Regions from separate parts of the Homo sapiens genome. Here region 2 is linked to region 1. Evidence: chromatin loops called from intact Hi-C (ENCODE). Cell type or tissue: heart right ventricle. All regions are shown on one strand. Each heading gives the region's core, and the rest is flanking DNA. Links, peaks and the distances in the headings are about the cores only. Region 1 overlaps SLC14A2-AS1 (SLC14A2 antisense RNA 1). Region 2 has its middle 12 kb from the start of SLC14A2-AS1.

Region 1 (8,336 bases), core at 230-8,229:
AGAGTGAGACTCTGTCTCAAAAAAAAAAAAAAAAAAAAAAAAAAAAAACAGAAAAGAAAAAAGAAAGCGGAACTTGCTATGGGAATTTTGGTTGAGGGAGAGGGCAGGTTTCAGTAAGGGAGGCACTGTGAATGCAAGATGTGCATGTTTGAGTCCCTACCTCATGTGGATGCAGTGAGTGGCAGCTATTGTTATCTACGCAGAATGACACTAGCCTTAGGCACAAAGTTCACAGGATCACAAAAATACTCAAGAATTACAAATAATATTTTAATACAATATTTAAAAATGAAAGTTAATGCAAAAATCTATAATAAATGAAACACCAAAATGTTAAAGACAGGATTGTATTACTGGTTTTTCCTTTTGCTATGGGCTCCAATCTGGCTCAACACAGCACTGCTACTGATCCTGTCTTTATTTAAACATTTTGATACTTTGCTTATCATAAATTTTTGACATTAATTTTTGATTTTAAAAATGCCCTGGAAGCTGATTTGTCCTGATTACTGAGATTTTTGTCACCTCTGTCAATTTTGTGCCCAGAGTGAGTTGCCTCACTTGGTTTGCCCTAGTTCCTGCTCTCAGCCAGGGGATGCCGGAGAGCAATGGGCACAGCTAAAGGCAGAGGGGAGCCTCCTGCCATTCATCCCTAGGGAAGAAAAATGGTGAGAGTTTTGGGGACAGCTAGTGGGACCTTGGAATTTGAGGGCTGGGCTTCCCAGGCAGAATGAAGCTGAGTAGGTGGGTCTGAATTTCCAAGTGAAAAAGCAGAAGATATCCTCAAGGCTAGAGGAGATCTAGGTCCTGGTTTGACTGGGACATTCCTGGTTGCACCAGTTGTCTCAAGGCAGTTATTAACAGTGCCTCATCTTGCTCTCTAAGATGTCCGGGGTTGAACACTAAGTATATGGTCACCCTGGGCCAGGCTGCTGTCTAAGCAATTGCTTCAGTGGGCCACTCCTGAGCACTACAAAGGAGAAAGATATTGCCCTTCACTTGAGTTCTAATCTCTGTGGATCTCTGGTGCTGCTGAAGAATGCCTCAAACACCACTTTCAACCTCAGCTAAGCTTCATAGCTCTTAGCCTTTGCCGTGTAGCTATTTTTTATGTGTGTGACCTTACCCTTGTCTTGCTAGAGTCTTAGCCCCTCATGGCTTTGACTTGTGACCTACTGCCAGCTCCACAGAGTGGCTGTCCCAGGAGCCACACTCACAAAGAAGCATTTTTGTGAGTGCATGGCGTTTTTCTAGTCCATGGTGTTGGAGAGAGAAATGTAAATGACAAGAAAAATAATAAACACATAAAATTAATGTCAGACTTTTTAAAGGCCTAATTTCTATGGCATTCACCTAATGTTAGAGTCCTTCTTTGTTGCATTGTTTCCCCTGAACCTAAAATGTAGATATTGGCTAAAATGTCACGTACCCAGTAAGAAATACTAAATTCCATCTCACTCACACACAAACAATGGATGAAGGACATAGTATGTAAAGTCAAGTGGTAATAAGTACTGAAACCAAAGGGATGTGCACTCTTGGATGATTGGCAATAATGCACTTTAAAAAAATTCACTGGTGTTTCATTATCCTTGTATTTTGGGTTGTTAGTACCCCAAGTGCTGGGTTTCATATTTTATAGGCACTGTCCTGTTTAGTAAATGGCAGACCTGGGATTCAAATGCAGGCATCTCTGAGTCCAAGCTTTTGGCTAAACTTCTACAGTGTCTTGCCTCTCATCCAGGATCAAATCAGAACTTGAGAGTGTCTCTTACACACACATCGTGTCCTCTGTCAAAGGGACATGTGACCAGATATCCCCCCAGCTGTCCCCACTCTTGAGTACCCCCCATATTTTTGATTTGAAAAATATTGCATTGAAAGATGATTTGTCTTGATTACTGAGCTTTTTGTCATCTCAGTCAATTTTGTGATTAACTAAGGTTCTGATTAACCATGTTCTGGTTAACTGAGGTTTGACTTGCAGAAAGGGCAAACAGATAAATTGGGAAGCAATCATTAACCGAACCCATAATATGATCTTTCAAAACAGAATGTACTTGGTCTTTTGAATAGTTTGTTGCTGAACCATAATTCTTAAAATTCTCAGATAGGAAAGGAATTTAGGAGTCATCTGGTGTAAATATCTTTGACTATTGAGTTGAGATGCCAAGAAATTTAAAGAAAAATGGTTTATTGGAGTGCAATTGCAGGCATAGATAAACTGTCTCTAAGATGTAATGTGAACGTGAATAAGAGAAAAGGGAGCTTATTAGCCTCAATTTAATTATTTTTTATTTATTTTAAGTTGGGCTTTTATATTCAATTTTGGGAATAAGAAAATTTCATACAATGAAATTTCTTCCCCTCTTTTAAATAAACAAAATCCTACCCATTCTTCAAATTCTAATTTAATTCTAAGCTTTTTCATGGAACTCTCCCAAGGATCAGATAGTTATTTTTCCTTCCTTTGAATTTGTATTTTTCTTAGTCTTCACTATGGCACTTAGCATTTAATTGTTGAATTGCTTTCTGATACTTTTATTCTTCCAAATTGAACGCATTAAGAATGCAGGAAGTGTATCTTCAACTTCTTGCTCCCCGAGAACCCCCTCTCTTAGGGACAGGCTTTCAGCAAGTTCTTTCAGGGCCCTGCCTATTTTCAACTGGGCATTCAGTTGAAAATCCCTGAAGGGGTCAGGGTTAGTTGACTGGACCATTCAACTAACTTACAGCTGCCAATATTGACCTCTCTGTGCTTGAAGGCTCTTTTTCTTCAGCATCAATTGTGGAAAGCTTACTGTTTTTATATATGGCAGGCCAAAACTTCAAGGAATTATTACTCCTCAGGAGCAGTCCTCAAACCAATGGCTCTTGGGAGCTGGTGTATAAACACCGTGGCTCCCTTGTCCTTTGAAGTGGTTGAGCCATGTGTTTTGCACCATTTCCCAGAGCTTCCCCAAGAGTTAAGGCTCCAATGGCCCACAGTAGCAGCTGGCTAAATGATGGACCCTTTATTCTCTGCCTTTTCTCCTCATACTACCTTCCCCATTTGTCTCCTGGTGTTACCTGCAATTCTTGACTGAATGGTTTGCACTCAAATCCTTTATCTTCAGGGTCAGCTTCTGGGGTAACTCAAACTAAGACAAGCACAGAGGCTACAGTTAATATTTACTTGTTGATCAGATAATTAATAGACTGTCAGAGTGTAACCTTGCAGATATGGGGATTGTGCATTCTGTATTCAGAGGGCGTGATGTTATCCCCTGCAGTGGTACTCATTTAATTCTAGTTGAATGGAACAACAATGATGGTCAAGGGTCCCACCCTAAGTTCATCTGGTTCTGTTCACTAATCTGTATTTGTGATCTATTACTGACTCTGGTAAGCAGTGGAGAGCCAAGGGGAATTATGTCAAACCCCTATAACCCCTCTCCCATCCCTGCTGCTACCAGCTGTATATAATTCTCAAGTTGTATTGTCTTCAGAGTGATTACCTCCTGACAAGGCCAAGAAGAAATGTTGACCCTGGGTTAAGACTAAACCAAAGGCCCCTTCCCTTTAGAAGCCTAAAAGGATGGGAAAATGCACACCAGCAAGATGTTTCCTAACAGGGCCATGTCAAATTTATAGATAAATAAAATATCAAAGATCAAATGAGGCTAGATCAGCAGTTTGGACCTCTCCGCAACCAAGCAGAGAATGTGCTGTCTGACTCTGTCTTGGACTGATTTCCAGTTTTGTGATTCACAGCTGCAGCCAGGCAGAGCACATCCAATAATGCTATTTGTTTTCCACTTTTTAAAAAAGGCTGGGGAAATATATAAATGGTTCATAGAAGAAGCGGGCATTAGCAGACAGTCTGACCATAGTGAGACAGGCAGATGGTTCATGGGACCGATGCCAGCTGGGTGTTTCTGTAAGTGATCGTGTATCTCTTCTCTGTGTCCCAGCTCTCAGCTTGATTAAGAGGTCAGAAGGAGGCTTCTGCAGCATGAGGCTGGAGCACACATGATCTATGACCAATCTGTTGGTCGCCTAGAAACAGCTCTCTAAAAAGGCCCAAAGACAATTCAGTTTATAAGCCCACACGTTTTGGGCCTAGTAGTGCTGGCTGCTATTAAAACTAAGTTTGATTCTTGGGGTTTGTTTTCCTGAATGCCACTCAGCCCCTTTAACTTTTACGCCCCATCAACTCCTTCTCTTCTTAATATGATGGTATCATTTGGTAAGTGGAAACACCCTTCAGATGGGATTCTGGGAAGTGAGTGAAGCAAGCAGGCAGTTAGGAGAAAGAAGGGGTCAGGGAAAACTGGGTGAGGTCTGATTTTCCCTTTCTGCACTTGCTGAGGCCTGACTGGGTGTCCAGCACTGGGGGAAGATGTAGGAAAAGGAGACTCCATCGTCTTTCCCCGGGCGCAGGAAGTTTATGTGTATGAGGCAGAGTAACCCAAGGATGCCAAGGATCCAAATGAGAGGTATGAACAATGTGTTTTGGAAATGGTCAGAGTTGGGGTCAGGAGAAGGCTTCAGAGAGGAGGTGGAATGTGGGATAGGTGAGATTCTCATAGGTGAAGAAGTGGGATTTGCAGAATTGCCCCTCACCCTCCACTAACCTTTGGAAAGTCTCAATCTATATGCTCTTTCATAGTCTTTATCCTTGTTTGTCTGAAGAGCACAGGATGGTGAACTGTCCAGACAAAGGACTCAAAGAAAAAAGATGCTCAGGCAATATACTGCAGGGCAGATGAAGCACTGGCCTGCCTGGAATGGGCTTTGAGGCTTTGCTCATTGATTTGCCAGTTAAATCCCACTCTTGAGTGATTCTCACAGCTGACCTGAATGCCCTTTGGGATGGCCACCTGCTGGCTGCACCTTCCTCTGCTTATGTCCGCTCCACATGCCCATCTGCTCTGTTACAGATTCCGGTCAGTGATCCTGGACTGAAATTTTACTCTCTCTCCTGATCAGAAAGGAAAGTGATTGTGCTTTCCAACTATAAATCTATTTAGTAAATATTTACTGGGTACCTACTTTTAGCAAGGCACCAGGGTAAAAATGTTTGAAGATCTAAAAATCTGCAAATACAGTCTGTCTCTTTCCTCAAAGAATTTGCAGTCTCTTCATGGAGTGGAGTTAAAAATAAATACATGAATGAAGATGCTGCAAGCCAGTGAGATATGCACCCAGAGAAGAGTAAGCAATGAGGTGGGAGTTAGAGGGAGGAGCTGTCACTTCTGGATGGAGGGACAAGGGCAGGTTTTTTGGGGAAGAGTCTGCGCAGAGCAACAGGACTTGAAATTGAGGGAAGGCAGAGCTCTAGGTTTTATCTAAAATTCTGCATGTGGAGTGGCAGTTAGTAGAAGCTGATTCTCATGTCATTTCTTTCTCAAATCATTTCATGTGTTTTCATTACTGAAAACAACCCATCTAAAGGCCATGATAACTTCTGGAAAAAGTCCATGCTAATTTCTGGTTTACCTAGAGCTCTCCCAGTTTACATATTATTAATTAACCTTCTTTCATTGTACAAACTGTCATGGTTTGAGAAATGAATTATATAGGCATCTTAATTCTTGACAATGCTTTCAGCAGCCTTTCAGAAATTCTAAGGTCACAATGTTGGATTAGCTGTTTAAGCTGCAAGCAACATGGTAGATTTTGGGAAGGGATGTAAGCTTGAACCAAGAAATCCCCTTTATTTTGCTTCTAAATCAACATATACAAATCAACAAAAATAAAAAGCCAAGGCACCCTTTTTGCCTAGAATAGAAGCAGGTGGGTGTGCCAGTCATACACTCATTGCTGAGGTATGCTGATAACACAGCAATGATCATGGATAATCTATTAACACACTTGAGCCATACTCAGTCTTGTTTTGCAGATAAACATAGTCTGTGATTATTTTACAACACTGTTAAGGTGCAGAGGGTTGTCCCTCATTTATTACTTGACTAATAAATACTTTAATTACACTTAATAAATAATGTAAGCAGGGCTCACTGAAGTGGTAATTCTTTAAATTAATTATTAACTGCATGCAAAAGGCTGCACTGCCAGTACCACTAAAAGAAAATTCAGGCTTTAATCTAGTGATTATTCATTATCTGGTATAAAGGCTCCATTTGCATATTATTAGGGAAATAAACTTCGGCCTCCTTGGCAATACAGATAGATCTCAAAGTCCATGCATTATGAATCTCCAAATACTAAAGCAATGATAAACAATATGTAATAAAATCCTCAGTTTATAGCTTTATAGCAGCTGGTTTTTGATTTTTCAAATATATTACAATGATAAAGTGACCAGTTAATGTATAAGCTCTTTGTGAAAGGTGGTGCCTACAGATGGTCGACTGATAGGAAACAGTAAATGTGCAAACTGCTCATTTCCCTTGAGATTGGAGTCATAAAGTGATCTCAGTAAGATATGAGAAGAAAATACCCATTTAACCCCTTTCTCTGCAGCAACCCAAACATGGTAGTGCACTGAATTGTTTTGTATGTGTCTGTTTCTCCTCTCCTCTCTGGCTTCACATCTTCACTTTGGAAAAGTGAAAGCGGAATACCTGGTTATCCGGAGGTCACTGTCTCCACACAGAGTGGTGTCCTTGATGCTAGCTTGGGGCAAAGAAGCCAGGTAAGGTTGTCATCAAAAGAGAAAGATGATTTCTAAAACCAGCAAAAGGCTAGAATTTGTGTGCCCTTGCATTTTCTAGCTTGATACTCCCTCCTTGAGTCTGGGCAGCTCCCAGGGGAGGTGACTGACTACCCCCACCCCCCATCCCTCCCACCAGGAGCTATGGCCAAAGAACAAGCACATGAAGCAGCCTCCCAACATCCCAAACTAGAAAGTGCTGAGACCAAATCAATGAATCAAAAACAGGTTTCCAGAGGAGAATGAGTCTCTCTTCCTCTGCTTCTTTTAGGACAAAGTGGAGGTGGGGATGAGAAGCAGGGTGGGGAGGGGGAGAGGGAAGGAGATAGGAAGCCGAGGGCTCATGAAAATGCTGACAGTCACAAGGAAGCAGGAATGACCTCTCTTCCCATTTCCTATTCTGTCCTATTCATCTTGCTGAGCCCCATTTTGGGACTACTTCTTTCCAGTGGTCTTCCCTAACCCCCTATTCATTTCAGTAGTCACCTATAGTGTGGACCAGTCAATACTGCACAGACCTGTGCGAGGTGGGGAAAGGGCTGCAAGAAGATGAGTTGTGTCCTTTAAAGTGGACATTTTGGGAGCTGAAGCTATTTCAATAATGCTGATACTACTCCAAATAGTATTGATAGATAGATCTGCTTTTCATGTTTGTATTGGTCAGCTTGGGCAGCTATAACAAATATCATCAATTGGATGACTTAAACAAAAGACAGTTTCTCTCACAGTTCTGGTGGCTGGAAGTCTAAGACAAGGGTGCCAGCATTGTTGGGTCTTTGGTGAGGGCTTTCTTCCTGGCTTGCAGACAGCTACTTTCTCACTGTGTTCTTATGTGGTGGAAAGAGAGAGCTCTGGTCTTTTTCTCTTCTTATAAGGACACTAATCCCATCATAGGGGCTCCACCCTAATGACCACATCTTAACCTAATCACCTCACAAGAGCTCCAAATCCAAAACCCATCATATATGGGGTTAGGGCTTCAACATATGAATGAGGAGGGCACAAACATTCTATCCATAACAATGATCTTCTGAACATATTCAATGAGAGAACAATTATATTAACAATAATCACACTCTTTAACTGAGCGTGAACCCTGTGTGCCAGGGGTTTCACTTACATTATCTCATATTATCCCCATGGTGACAGCAAGAGGTAAATATCATTAATCCTTTATAATGGAGAACACTAAGATTTTGGAGAAAATTATATAGCCTAAGTTAGAACCCAGTGACTCCAAAGCCAAGGCTTTAATGTCTTTGCTTACTGCTCTGCCTTCTGAAGGTAGAATAATCAGTGGTTATTTCCCAAAAGAACCACTTTCCTGAAAGTGTTCCTTTCCACGTGTTACTAATGTGGCTTCTCTAGGCATTTTCTTTAGCTCAAAGAGAATTCTAAGAGTAGGAATTTTAGGCACACTACAGGTTAGTGGGATAATATTTGGGAGGGAAGGGCCTCATCTGCCTCTTGATATCATGCCATAAAGGCAACTGCCTACTCCATCTGTGATATCTGCATAGGGCCAACTCTATTCTCATCTAACCTAATCTGTAGCTTGTTGGGCCACTAACTTCAATTAATGTTTGCACATATTACTCATTCAATCTTTCAATCATTCCTATGAGCTAGGTTGGTATTCTTATTATTCTTGTTTTAAAGATGAGAAAACAAGCAGAGA
Region 2 (8,336 bases), core at 41-8,040, 67 kb before region 1:
TCCAGGACACCATGTTGCTTCTTGTCTCATGGGCCATACCTCCTTAGGATGGAAACGCCCAGAAAAACACTTCTCTATAAAGATCTAGCTCATTTGACATGCAAAGTTTATTCCATACATTTTAATCAAAAAGAACAGAAATAAATGCAACTTTAAATGCATTTAGTCCATCATTCAAAAGGTATTTATTTAGTGCTTAGTACCATGTAAAAGCCCAGTTGCGGGCACTGGGTCAGGGACAGGGGGACATAAGGTAAGGGTGTGTTTAAGGCATGCCCATGGACTCGCAGCCTGCACCACCCATTATCCTAAGTCTCCATCAGGTGATCTGCCAACAGTCACATGTAGCACACTCATATTCCTGAAAGGAATTTTTGAGATTTTAGTTGAGGCTTTATACCTGTTAGGGACTCAATATCTATTTGATGATGGGCTCTGCTTCTGCAAAAACCACATCTTGATTCTCTGCACTGAAGCAGGGAATAGTGCTAGGTACTGAGTCCAACATGGTTGAATGACTCATTCCAAGAATATGGCTAAAGCATCTTTTTAACTTTCTAAAGACATACCAAATATGGTTTCCACCCTCTACGTACTTCAACCAAATGGTACGTACAAGACATGCCCATTGGCCCAAAGAGATCTAAGCACACCACAGCTGTGATTTCTGGTGTGTGAAAGTGGCAGTAGCTGCTAGCTCCCATCCATGTATGCAAGGGCCTGCTAACACCCAGAGTAGCCTGATACCACTGCCAGGTAGTTGGTGGCACCAGCCTGTTAATTCCTAGTGTAGGAGTCCCATCTGATTCTGGTTTCCTTCAGAGACCTCCCCTTAGTGTAGAACCCAGAGCGATCTCACAAAGGGCTGCTAAACCACAGGCTCCAGGGGATGAGCAGATCCCGGAGTAACAGCACGGGTGGAATTTCTCTGAGCCTTTAGCTTAATTTCTTAAAATTATCAGACAGGAGATCTTTGGCTTAGCCCCTTTTTGATTGCCAAGTGCACAAGTTGGGGTTTATATGAGCTCTCTCCTCCTTCTTCGTGCTTACTCTGCCCCCTTTTTCCAATTAGTTCTCTGGCAGGGAATCTTCCTCAGCTAGCAGCTAACAGTAAATTATGTGTCTGGGATTCCCCCAGGGGTGAGTGAGTGAGGTGTATGTGTGTGTGCTCATGCTCACGCATGGGCATGGGGGTGCTGAAGTGGGAAAGGAGGATCCAAGTTCAAAACCAACACTGGAGACTCTGTGAATGGGCAGATAAAGAATAATTTCCCCTGAGGGTCATGCCTGGCCTTGGAGCATTCCATCTCCTACAAGAAGCAATCAAATGGAACTCTGCTTGATTCAGGGGTAGCTAATCTACCAGGGATATTTTTTTCCTTCCACACCCCACCTTGCCTTCTGTTGCCTTCATGGGTTTCTGTTCATTTATACATGGATTCAGTTGCTTGTTAGTGCGCTCTGCAGTGCTTCCCTAAGGATATAACTCTGCAGATGGACGACATTTTTTATTTTATTTTCTTAGTATTACTCTTGGCTTTTTGGAGGATTTTTTAAAATGATTATTCCTCCTGGTATTATTTTAGTTTCCAATTACAGTGTGGGTATACTCTAGCACACTGCTATTTTGTAAATGGATGTATATGCTTATTGTTAATTGATTCCCCAAACAGGCCACAAATGCTTGCATTTAGATTGTGTATTATATTACTTGCATGCCACCAGGCTGGCCCCTTGCCAGCTGGGGCTCTCAGCTTAACCAGAATCACAGTGGACACATCTCGTTTTCCCTGACACCTGTGCAAAACAGCTTGCTTGCCCTGGCCTTTGCTCTCCAGGGAGAAGGAGCTAAGGTGGCCCTCTGTTGAAGAGGTATCAGAAAACCTGAGGTCCTCCTGCTCTTTTTTTCTAAGAAAAGAATTAGAAAAAAAATTCAATTTTAGTCACCTAGATTATCCGTCTTTTTCTGAAAACACAGAGGAAGGGCCAACTCTGGTCTTTATCCCTGACTATCAGTGGCCAAGTCCAGACACCAGCAGTTTGAGCCACTCCTCTGTAAAGCTTTTCCAGCGACCCCAGGCAAGTTAACAAGTCTCTTCCTCTGGGTTCTCTCTGACATGACTCAGCTCCAACAGTTACAGGGCTGTTTTACTTACTAATGTCTATTTCACCTCTGGACTGTGAACTTGGTTTGGGACCTTTGCTTTCCACCAGTGTCTATGCTGTACTTGACAGTTGGTAAATAGGCTGAATGAATGAATGAATGAATGAATGAATGAAGACAAATGCTATCATAGGGGAGTTAGATGGAGTTTGACACTGGGTACATGTAAACAATGGATGTGTAATTTTTAAAGAGGATCATTAGTCATTCAAAAATCATAGTATTTAATGGTATGAAAGGTGAAGTGTGTCTCACTTGGGGAACAGGGACTCTGTTTGCATCAGCTGTGAAATGAGATGGACAATCTCAAAGATGTTTCAGAGGCCTTGGAGCAACCCGGAACTGTGTGATGTAGGCTTTGTTAGGTAACAGTTCTTTTACAGAATAGGATTGCAATTGGGAAATATATATCCTATTCCATTCCATAAAATGAAGTAGGAAACAGACTGAATCTAGATGTTGTGTTAATTATTAGTTATTATTATTATTATGGAGTTAAGATATCTAATTTAAGATGTCAAAGTTAAGATATGGCATTGATTTGTAAATTCCAGTTCAACAATCTTCTACAGCAGTTACAATAAGCACCTTATTCTTATATCCCTTGCCCCCTTGAGCAAGCTGTTTGTTTTCTAATTGTTCTCTATAACCAGTGAACTTCTATTTTTTGTACCCCTATGAACTTAAGCTAATATTTTCTCCCAGGGAAAGAGAGATTAAAGTTTTCAGTGGAATGCCCTGAAGTCCCAAAGGTAGAATTCCAGGCATCAGCCAAAAGGACAGAAAGTCCTGGAGGGAGGGTCAGGGTAGGGAGTTCCTCGAGTTCCAAGATTTACAACTTCCAGCCAAGCATTGGTGGCCGCCTTCACCGCCGGGTGAGACTGGACCTGGCCATGATAAAGTCTGTCAAAAGAAGCAAATTCGGCAAGCTGGATAGCAGCATGAATGTTGATGCAATTCCAGCCTGAGGTTTAATGCCACAATTAAAAGAATAACAAACCCTCCTGCTGAGAAGCCTTTTGGCCACTCTAGACCTTTTAATTCCCATCAGAAAACAGCATGTCACTTCCAAGGGTTACCCACAACAGGGCTTGCTTTGGAGACCTAGAGGCGTAATTATCTATTGGGAGGGGGGAGGCTGAGGTCAGCCTGGCTGGGGCGAGGGTCTGCCCTTTGTGCAGATATTGGAATGTCTCGGAATTCCTGCCAAACTCAATCAGCCAGGGCCGCGTCTCATGAGAAGTTACTTCGGGAGGTTATTAGTCTGCCCTGCTGCTGACTCAGGCAGCCTTCCCTAAGCTAACCAGAGGCAGATGAATCTGTGGGAAAAGCTCTGTCTTCATCATGAAGCCCACAAGATGGAGGTGGGCCCTGAGCCCTCTGTGTCCTTCGGTGAGTTGTGCACATCTCACCGAACTGTGCTCCAGGAGAGCAGGGACCCTGCCAGTCTCATTCACCTCTGTGTCCTTGTGCCCAGTTCACAGACAGCACACAGTGAGAGCCTGGAGAGAGAAGAAATAGCTCTCTCTGTCTGCACAGTGCTTTCTCTTCTCTTCCAGATACTGTTCACCTTTCAAGGCTCAAGTTCCACTCCCATGTGAAGCTTTCTCTGCTCACAGCAGCCCATTCTGATCTATTTCTTCACAGAGCAGTGTGTCTCCTGGTGCCCCCAACACTAACTTAACCCCCACTGGTTAATCTTGAAGCTGAGTGAGCTCCTTGGAGCCAATGCTTGTACTTCTCCCATCTTTACTTATAGCATCAGATACAATGTCTTTCACGTGGCAGAAATCAATGAACAGGAGAAACCTACAATGCTGGAGTGGGAAAGTGCTGCCCAGATCAACTAGGCCAGTGGGTTTCTAATTTTTTTCCTATTAAGCAGCAAAAAGAACCCTGTGTTCTTTTCAAATGAATGATTATGGAATCTCCTCCCCTGCATATAAAAGGTAAGAAGTTTGCTTCTTTGGGTTGAGGAGTGTACAGAGATTCAGAAAGCCCATCTCTTATCTTTCTCTCCCACTCTCGTCCCTGGGGCAGCACTTGAAAAATCACAGATCTGTCTAGGACCTTCCTTTTACAAATGAGAAAGCTGAAGGCCAGAGAAATAGAGTGACTTGGCCAGGTTCACACACTTATTTTAGCGGCAAATTTGGGAGGGGGACCAAGGTCTTCAAACTGTTACCTAAGTGACCTTTCCATTCTATGACATTAACTTTTGGCTGAAAGAAAGAGAAAGGAAGGAAAGGAAGAAGGGAGGGAGGAAAGAATGGAAGGGAGGAAGGAAGGGAAACAGTAGTGAGGGGGGAGAGAAAGGAAATAAAGGAAAAACTATATATTCAATACATCATGGAGAGTTTATATTTTCTTCTTTCTGACCTCAGCATCAACACAGCCTTATGCTTGGTATAGCAGAGCTCCTCTCCAGTTAAAAGTTCAAAGATTAAGTTTTGTATGGAGAATTTCAGAAAAGAAATTTAGGTACAAATATTAATGATTAACTCAAATAGTTATTAATACTAAAACTTCACACTATCAACTTGAGTTCTTACAGTTAGTAATTCCTATAGTTACCACAATGGCTTGGGTATTTGAAGCTATGTTCCATGGATAACTTCAAGGAGGGCATGCAGGCATGCAAAGCAGGCCCTGCTTCATTTACAAGAACAGCTTGTCTGAATCCTTCTTTCTCTGGTTCTGTTTCTTGTGATGCATGGTTTTCTGAAGTACAAACCCAATGATTGCACCAATTCGTTCCTTTGCCCAGGCCTGCTCTCCCGGGCCCAATGTGTCTACATCCACAGGGATGAGTTGCACAGGTTGCCCGAGTGTTGGCTGGGCTATGCGTGCTTTTTTTCTTCCCTTCCTGACTGCAGAGTGGGACCTCCTCTTCTTTTCTAGATCCTGCTCACCTTTCAAGGCTCAAGTTTCATCCCCATGTGAAGCTTTCTATGCTCACAGCAGCCCACGTGCTGATCTCTTCTTTCTCAGAGCATTGTGTCTCCTGGTGCCCCCAATCCGAACTTAACCCCCACTGGTTCTGTTGATTCCTTTGTGCTCCATTTCGCAGTCTACTTAATGAGAAAATGGAAGCTCAGAAAGATTAAAAGACCTGCCCAAGGCCAACCCAGCTAGTTAGTATTAATCAAGCTTAAAACCCATGTTTTTGATGCCAAATTGACACTGTCTACACTCTCTATAATCATTGCTCCTTAAAATTCATTTTAGCTCAGTGAGGCTACAGTCAATATGACAAAGCAGTTACTTTAAAACCATAATATCCAGATTTCATAGTTGTATTACAAACACTTGAAGTCTTCCATTTTTAATCATTCATTTGAACAAATATTTATCCACAAACTACTTAGTGTCAGACACTGTTGTCATGCCAGGTACATACTGCAGGCCTCTTTAACATGTGTGTGAGTGGTATGCTAAGTCTGCTCAGTCAGCATGTTCTCCTCCACCTATTCTAGGAAAAGTCAGTGCTGTCAGGATGCTTCATGGGGTTCTTATTTTCTTATTATGTTTCAAGAGAATCATTGAACTTGGTACTTGCATTTCTATTTGACAAAATGTGGAACAGGGGAAAGAATATAGCCATGATAGGTAGAAATAAATCAATTTATTAATATTTCAATTAACATTTCTATGGATATTAATGGATATATTAATAGCCACCCAGTGCAGTATAAGCAAAAGTGAGTTTGTGGTAGTTACTACATGGGTGTTTCCCCATCTACGTTTCGAGGGTATAAGTTGGGCTTTACTCATCTTTGTATCCTTCATAGCATGAAAGCTTGCACATCATAGATGCTCAACAAAGTTTGCTGATTGCTAGGTATGCCTCTTAATATTACCCTATGCTTACCAAGGAATATAGGTCAGGTCTACGTTAGGATGCTCACCTAATGTAGGCATCCACAGCATTTTCTAATAGATCCACAGAGTTTTCTAATACATCAAGTTCATCTACAAGGCCAGTTTTAAGTGATTTTCTAGCTCTGATATGGTTTGGCTCTATGTCCCCACCCAAATCTCATACTGAATTATAATTCCCAATGTTGGAGTTGGGGCCTTGTGGGAGGTGATTAGATCATGGGGGTGGTTTCTAATAGTTTAGCACCTTTCCTGTAGTGTTGTCTCATGGTGGAGTTTTCACAAGATCTGGTTGTTTGAAAGTGTGTAGCATCTTCCCCTTTGCATGCTATCTCTCTCCCGTCAGTCATGTGAAGATGTGCCTGCTTCTCCTTCACTTTCCACTATGATTGTAAGTTTCCTGAGGCCTCCCCAGAAGCAGAAGCCTGTACGGCCTGCAGAACCATGAGCTGATTAAACCTCTTTTCCTTGTAAATTACCCAGTCTCAGGCATGTCTTTATAGCAGTGTAAGAATGGCCTAATACAACTTCCATGATATCATCCTTGGAAAAAATGTTTTTTTCCATCTGCTGGCTGATTCTATTAGTTTGATTAGGACCAACTTTTTAGTTCCAGAGATGAAACTAGCAACTGTAAGTTAGAAAGGGTAGGATCTCTACCTGAAAATTAACATGAATGGCAGAATTTTTCACTATTCCAGGCAGAGCACTCTGTGTGTTGGGTGGAGAAGGAGGTGGAGATGTTTCCTTAGTCTGTGGGGTCCCTGTGGAAACTGGGTCCATTTTTGGCTGATCAAGAGAGAAACTTCCTCCACTATGGGTCTGAGTCGGTACAGTAAGAATGAAACAGAGTATCTCATATCCTCAGGTCACCCCAGAGATATGTCTTTGTGTCCCAACTATTTGTGGGACCACAGCCCTAACTCTTATTGAGAATGCTGGGACATCTGGAGCCAGGCAATAGAGGCACAGTTCATCCACAAATTCTTTATGTATATATGGATAAAATCTAAACACTCTTACCCTTCAACCTTTACATTTGGGGCTACATTCGAACTTCTATGTATCATAGTCAACTTCTGATTACAGTCCTATTGGCCTCAACTAATTTAGAAGGTGGTGTTGTGGCCAAAGAAATGAAGTGCCATTACACAATGGAGTGTGTAGTATCATTCCAATGTAAGTAGCATTAAAAAATATGCTTTGTTCTTGGTATACATTCCCTCTAACTTCTCATCAATACAACGATGCTGGAAATTTCTTTATCACATATTGGGCGATAAGGCTTAAAATGAATGTTTCTCTGAGAAAGGGAACATCATGATTTATACTCACATAAGGTAAATGACAGGTTTGAAAGATTTTGTACAGCAGATTTTGATCCAGAGGCACACAGAAACAGTTAGAAGTAAAATCTGGGGAGAGGGTGGTATATAAGATGAAGATATGCTCCAGAAGAAGTCTGAGTAGAGAACAAGTGTTTGCTAAAAGCTGGCCCTGATGACCTTCAAGGTAACCCCATGATATGAACTCTCAGGATACTGCTTCACTGAGGCTGTGGTGCAGCCACAGAATAGGGTAGCCATTGTTGGTGGTGACATAGGCTAATAGTAAGTTTCTGGGGCCCATCTATTCAGAAGCTTGGTCAACAGAGACTCCCAAAGAATCACTTGCTTGATCACACCCTGAGTAGACAGAACCTTGGATTTACCTGCAAGTTACTGACAGAAAGTACTTGAAAACATTCTGAACTAGCCACGGTACTGGTTGCTGAGAAATGATGTCTGGGAATTCCGCTCTGCCTTCCCACCCTTCCAGCTCCCCCCAATCCAGTAATGGCCTTGTGATCTCATCCTCTAAGACAGATTTTGCAGGCAGAATGAGTCTGATGTATGTAAATCTTGTGCCCTCACCAGACTCTCCCGGGGAGGCTGCCGTGAAGAAAATCTATTGCCCTAATCAATTACCAAACTTCCAAATGAAATAGATTGTTCTCTCTTGCTGGAAGACCATCAAGCTGTCATTTTTCTTGGTAATGAGCAGCAGTGCAGGAGGGAAATTGCACTTTCTCTGTGGCACTGGATGAAGGGGTTCCAGTAAGCAAGGGCTGACCAGGAAAGCAGGGAGTTACCTGCCAAAATGATGGAAAGGCATCTGGAAGCCTCTCTCTCTTTTAAACTGTACTCCAACGAATTTCTCTTGACTCTTCAGTATGCATCAGGCAATTTTCTGGGTATGGCAGTGTAAAACTGAGAAAGGACTCTTCTCCCTGGCCTAGGTATCGCCCATCTGA

The links. A loop is a pair of places that touch in the nucleus more often than their neighbours do. Peaks named below come from ENCODE experiments on the same cell type or tissue, not always from the same donor. Only the 100,000 strongest peaks of a DNase experiment are listed, where the experiment ranks them.
Region 2: a loop joins it to region 1, with 1.9 times the contacts of the local background. A loop is called at or near these places in 4 of 110 quality-filtered maps.

Annotation. Positions count from the first base shown.
Region 1 is chr18:45,445,560-45,453,895 of GRCh38, reverse strand. It overlaps SLC14A2-AS1 (SLC14A2 antisense RNA 1), which reads left to right. Exons shown (of 11, transcript XR_007066352.1): 6 at 6,556-6,640. It also overlaps a transcript of SLC14A2 not described here. Among named protein-coding and RNA genes, the nearest start is that of SLC14A2-AS1, 54 kb to the left of the region's middle. In heart right ventricle, for the core only: no CTCF peak of the experiment used is centred there; a DNase peak (open chromatin) is centred at 3,905; H3K27ac peaks cover 2,644 bases.
Region 2 is chr18:45,512,342-45,520,677 of GRCh38, reverse strand. It overlaps a transcript of SLC14A2 not described here. Among named protein-coding and RNA genes, the nearest start is that of SLC14A2-AS1, 12 kb to the right of the region's middle. In heart right ventricle, for the core only: no CTCF peak of the experiment used is centred there; DNase peaks (open chromatin) are centred at 3,037 and 3,377; H3K27ac peaks cover 4,251 bases.